Regions from separate parts of the Homo sapiens genome. Here region 1 is linked to region 2. A link is a contact called in ENCODE Hi-C or POLR2A ChIA-PET data. All regions are on one chromosome and are shown on one strand. The core of a region is the stretch at or near the end of the contact, and the rest is flanking DNA. Distances in the headings are between cores, read along the strand shown. Region 1 overlaps SLFN12L (schlafen family member 12 like). Region 2 overlaps UNC45B (unc-45 myosin chaperone B).

What was found. Hi-C counts contacts between places; a loop is a spot of excess contacts on that map. ChIA-PET counts read pairs that join two places held with the same protein, here RNA polymerase II (POLR2A).
Region 1: a loop to region 2 is called in a map of dorsolateral prefrontal cortex, with 7 times the contacts of the local background. The contact joins two enhancer-like sites. A Hi-C loop is called at or near these places in 4 of 168 maps with a recorded cell type or tissue (CD14-positive monocyte, adrenal gland, dorsolateral prefrontal cortex and 1 more). POLR2A ChIA-PET finds 5 or more read pairs at or near these places in 2 of 52 experiments (CD4-positive, alpha-beta memory T cell and T-cell).

The regions. Positions count from the first base shown.
Region 1 is chr17:35,518,187-35,521,152 of GRCh38, forward strand. All of the region lies in intron 2 of SLFN12L (schlafen family member 12 like), which reads right to left. Among named protein-coding and RNA genes, the nearest start is that of SLFN12L, 18 kb to the right of the region's middle. Within about 2 kb of position 1,430, at least 2 of the 41 ENCODE cell types and tissues checked have a DNase peak (open chromatin) inside an H3K27ac peak, as active enhancers do.
Region 2 is chr17:35,170,717-35,173,643 of GRCh38, forward strand. UNC45B (unc-45 myosin chaperone B) reads left to right here. Exons shown (of 20, transcript NM_001267052.2): 13 at 606-746. Among named protein-coding and RNA genes, the nearest start is that of SLC35G3, 22 kb to the right of the region's middle. Within about 2 kb of position 1,340, at least 2 of the 41 ENCODE cell types and tissues checked have a DNase peak (open chromatin) inside an H3K27ac peak, as active enhancers do.

The sequences.
Region 1 (2,966 bases), core at 180-2,679, 350 kb after region 2:
AAATTTACAAGAGAAAAACAAACAACCCTATCAAAAAGTGGGCAAAGGATATGAACAGACACTTCTCAAAAGAAGACATCTATGACCAGGTGTGGTGGCCCACGCCTGTAATCCCAGCATTTTGGGATGCCGAGGTGGGTGGATCACTTGAGGTCAGGAGTTTGAGACCACCCTGGCCAACACGGTGAAACCCCATCTCTACAAAAATACAAAAATTAGCTGGGCATTGTGGCAGGTGCCTATAATCCCAGCTACTCGGGAAGCTGAGGGAGGAGAATTGCTTGAAGCCAGGAGGCAGAGGTTGCAGTAAGCCGAGATCGTGCCACTGCACTCCAGCCTGGGAGACAGAGTGAGACTGTATTTAAAAAAAAAAAAAAAAAGACATTTATGCACCGAACAAACATGAAAAAAAGCTTACCATCACAGGTCATTAGAGAAAAGCAAATCAAAACCACAATGAGATAGCATCTCACACCAGTTAGAATGACGATTATTAAAAAGTCAGAAAACAACAGATGCTGGAGAGGATGTGGAGAAATAGGAACACTTTTACATTGTTGGTGGGAGTGTAAATTAATTCAACCATTGTGGAAGACAGTGTGGCAATTCCTCAAGGATCTAACACCAGAAATACCATTTAACCAAGCAATCCCATTACTGGGTATATACCCAAAGGATTATAAATCATTCTACTATAAAGACACATGCACACATATGTTTACTGCAGCACTATTTACAATAGCAAAGACTTGGAACCAACCCAAATGCCCATCAATGATAGACTGGATAAAGAAAATGTGGCACGTACACACTATGCAGCCATAAAAAAGAATGAGTTCATGTCCTTTGCAAAGACGTGGATGAAGCTGGAAGCCATGATTCTCAGCAAACTAACACAGAAACAGAAAACCAAACACCACATGTTCTCACTTATGAGTGGGAGTTGAACAATAAGAACACACGGACACACAAAGGGGAACATCACACACTGGGGCCTGTCAGAGGGTAGGGGGGCAAGGAGAGGGAGAGCATTAGGACAAATACTTAATGCATGCACGGCTTAAAATCTAGATGACAGGTTGATGGGTGCAGCAAACTACCATGGCACATGTATACCTATGTAACAAACCTGCACGTTCTGCACATGTATCCCAGAACTTAAAGCAAAATAAAATAAATAAAAAAGAAAGAGCTTCCAATGGCTAATACTAGAACAATTTGAGGAACTAAATAATGTAATATTGAAATATAACCCAAAATATTAAATAAATACCTATAAGTTCATTCATACAAGTAAAAGATTGAATGAATGAGTAAATGGAGAAAAGACAAGTCTCCTATACAGAAGAATTCCAAATAACTTATGTATAATAGCTACATCCTCTCTCCCCACATCAAGGAAGTGGCACTTCAATCCCCACCCTTTGAGTGTGAACTGCACTTATGACACCTGAGGGAGGAAAAGTAAATACGGTGGATCAACCTGGCAAACACTTTCTGACTCATACAGTCAAGGTTAATATCCACATGATAAGACATGTCGATCGCATACACCCCTGATATGATATGATGACAATTACAGTTCATCCCTGTGGTCTTCCTCTTGAAAATCTTGAGTATGAAAAATAAAATCCTAAGCCCCCCAACCACTGAACAGACCCTCTCTTGGCCAAGGGGACCCCAGAAAAACCTTAAAAGTTGAATTTGCAAGCATAATGGAATGGCAGGTCAGCCGCACCTCATTATAACCGCTCTCTTTTGCAGTTTAGACACAACAACTGACCAGCACTCAGGTTAAAATAAACATCATAAGACCGATGGAACAGTCTCTTCGTGGCAATAAGATACCAAGTTGTAAATAGGACCTAAAGCCTTGACAGGCAAGAATTGAGTCACGCGTCCCTACACTTAAAGAATAAACTATGTTCTAATAGCCACAAGCTTTTTCTTTTCTTCTATCAGCTAAACAAACACTGGCCTGGAGATAAGCAATATTAAAACAACTGCAGCGCATCCACTGCCAGACATGAACCAACTGACCACCTGCTCCACCAGCCCTAACTACAGCTTTGACTGGACAAGAGACTGATTTTAGTAACTTTCTTCTGATAACAAGACCACCAACCATGGACTGCTTCTGGCTGGTTTCGATTCTGAGCACTTGAGTGCCTTCTTCTCCTGAAAAGACTTTTGATGTGTAAGGTCTAATTGTAATAGATATAAAAGTTAAAACATATAGGGTCTAATTGTAATAATTATAAAGTTTAGTCTCTACTGGCTGGGCACGATGGCTCATGCCTGTAATCCCAACACTTTGGGAGGCCAAGACGGATGGATCACCTGAGGTCAGGAGTTCAAGACCAGCCTGGCCAACATGGCAAAACCCGTACTCTATTAAAAACACAAAAATTAGACAGGGTTGGTGATGCACGCCTGTAGTCCCAGCTACTCGGGAGGTTGAGGCAGGAGAATTTGCTTGAACCCAGGAGGCAGCAGTTGCAGTGAGCCGAGATCATACCACTGCACTCCAGCCTGGGCGACAGAGCAAAACTCGGTCTCAAAAAAAAAAAAGTTGTCTCTACTAAAAAGTGACCATGGGACACTACACACAATAAGCATGTTTACTCTCCATGCACATGCACAACCCCCTCTCAGGAGTATTCATATCTCCTCCTATAACCTGCTGAATATATATACTGCCCAAGCCATTCAGCACAAATCCCTGTTCCATCCTCCCTTCTCTCAAAGTGCTGCCTTTCTGTCTAAGCTTCCCCCCAATCAGGATGGCCAGCCTGCAAGTTGTAACACTTTATAATAAATAAAATATCTTTTCTAAACTTATAAATTGTGTGATTTTTAAGTTGACAACCTATAACTCCAGCCTAACTATGAGAAAAACATCAGACAAACCCAAAAGGGACATTCTACAAAGTGCCTGAACAGGGCTTCTCAAAACTATCCAGGTC
Region 2 (2,927 bases), core at 90-2,589:
TCCCAGCTACTCGGGAGGCTGAGGTGGGAGGATTGCTTGAGCCTTGGGAGATCGAGGCTGCAGTGAGCTAGAATTCCAGCTCTGCACTCCAGCCTGGGTGACAGAGAGAGACCTTGCCTCAAGAAAATAAATAAATAAAAGAGGCTGTGCCTGGCCTTTCTGGGAACCTGCCCTCCCTCCCAGGCCCCCCCAGACTCCTTTCCTCATCTGCTGGGCCAACTCCCTGGCCCTTTTCTACCAGTAAATGGAGGAAGCATGGGAGAGATTTTCACCAGGACCGGAAAATGTCCAGCTCCCACCCCATCTCCAGTTGGATGGGAAAGTGTTAGACTGGGCTTGTGGAAGAGGCGCAAAGCGAGGATCTTTGTGGGACAGCTCCTATTCATACTGTCAGAGCTACTGTGGAGGGTGCAGGAGACACTGCTGCCTGCCTTTATGGGGAGAACCGTTCCTCTCCTGCGCTGCTGTCTTTCCTCAGAATGGGCCCTACCAGCTGCACTCCTCCGACACCAACCTGCCGGCCACGTGAGGGAGCATCCTGGAAGCAGAGGTTTGTCCTAAAGTTTCCTTTCTGCTTTCCCTCTCCCCAACCCTGTGCCTTCCAGACCAGTGACAAGACCATCCTGTACTCGGTGGCCACCACCCTGGTGAACTGCACCAACAGCTACGATGTCAAGGAGGTCATCCCAGAGCTTGTCCAGCTCGCCAAGTTCTCCAAGCAGCATGTGCCCGAGGAACACCCCAAGGTAGGGTCAGGCGCGACCCGGGAGGGGTCTGGTCTGTGCCACTAGGCCTCCAAAGGAGGCGGAACGGCAAAAGGAGTGGTGTCAGGAGTGGCACGGTGTGTGTTTGGGTGGTTGGGGGTAAGATACACATACATTGAATATGTTAATGGTAAACTTTCCCACCAGATGGTGCTCATGCTTTTTCTTTGTTTTTATTTTCTATTTTGAAAAAAATCCAACAATTTATAGTCTGAGAAAACAAACAGAGCCATGATGGACACTTTGCAATTTGTGTTGTTGATTTTATGGATAAAAGACAGTTTTATTTCATGTCTCCAACAGATAACAATTTGATTTTCTCAGATTTCTGGATTTTGTGACATGGGTGCTAAGTAGGAATCATGAGAGGAGAGGCATGGTCAGCATTAGCCCAGAAGTCACAGATCCCCTGGAACCCTCTCCAACAATTCCCTGCACATGAAGATATGATTTGTGTGTGATTTGTTTAAGAATATATGCAAGATATTGCCAGCCAATAAAATCATTTAGATTTTTTTAATGATCAAAGTAATATAATCATGCTGCAAAACGAGTTAAAATGTGGGGAAAAGAAAATAACCACTCATGATTACGTCATCTCCACATGACTGCTGTTGGCATTTTGATGTTATGTTACCTACCAGAGGCTTTTTTTCTATGTATCTTTTTTCCTTTCACAGTTATAATTAGAATATATTTATCATTTTGTGCCCAATTTTGGAAAAATATGTTTTTCACATTGCCATCTCATTCTCTGAATCATTTTTATTTTATTTATTTATTTTTTGAGACAGAGTCTTGCTCTGTCACCCAGGCTGGAGTGCAGTGGTGAGATCTCGGCTCAATGCAACCTCTGCCTCCCAGGTTCAAGTGATTCTCCTGCCTCAGTCTCTCAAGTAGCTGGAATTCCAGGCATGCACCACCATGCCCGGCTAATTTTGTGTTTTCAGTAGAAACAGGGTTTCACCATATTGGTCAGGCTGGTCTCAAACTCCTGACCTCAAGTGACCCACCCACCTCGGCCTCCTAAAGCGTTGGGAATCCAGGCATGAGCCACCACACCTGGCCTCTGAATCATTTTTGAAAGCTGCATGATGTTTCATCCAGGCAAGGGTGCAGAGCATGTGCTGTGGCTGTGAAGTTCCAGTGTGGCTTCCAGGGCTTGCCCAGGGTTGTCAGCCCCTTCCCCACCACTCCTCACTCTGAGGATTATCTGTAGGGACTCTTTAACCCTGGGTTGACTTTGGGTTTCCAGCAAACCCAATCCATTGTTATGGCGGCTTCATCCACTGTGTCCTTTCCTGCCTATACCCTCTCTCTACCTCCACTCCCACCTCAGCCTTCTCCAAGAAAAACAATATACGCATCATTTAGTCTTTTGGATTATCCGTCTTTTATTTCATTCCTCTGTGAATGAGAGAATCTTTGGGACTGGTTTTCTACGGTATCAGCTCCTCAGGCTCTGTCTTGGGATTAGGTAAGGCAAGGAAGAAGAGAGGAGAGACAATCACACACGACAGCAAGGCGTGCTGTATACCCCTTGGCAGTTGCTTGGGAAGAGGGAATCTGGAGAAGTGTCTTAGTTTCCTATTGTTTCTAGAACACATTGCCACACGCACTGTGGCCTAAAACGCAATTTTTATACTTTTTTTTTTTTTTTTTTTGAGACTGAGTCTCCCTCTGTCGCCCAGGCGGAGTGCAGTGGTGCAATCTTGGCTCACTGCAACCTCCGCCTCTTGGGCTCAAGCAATTCTCCTGCTTCAGCCTCCTGAGTAGCTGGGATTATAGACACGCTCCACCATGCCCAGCTAATTTTTGTATTTTTAGTAGAGACGGGGTTTCGCCATGTTGCCCAGGCTGGTCTCGAACTCCTGGGCTCAAGTGGTCCACCCACCTCAGCCTCCCAAAGTGCTGGAATTACAGGCGGGAGCCACCACGCCTGGCCCGGTTTTAAAAATCTTATAGTTCTGGAGGTCAAGAGTCCTAAAATGAGTCTCACTCGGCTAAAGTCAAGGTGTTAGCAGGGCTGGTTTCTTTGGGAGGCTCTAAGGGAGAATCATTTTGTTGCCTTTTTCAGCTTCTAGAGGCCACCTACATGCTTTGGCTGGTGACCTTGAACCACTCTGACCTCACTTCCATTCCATTGTTACATCTCCTAGTACT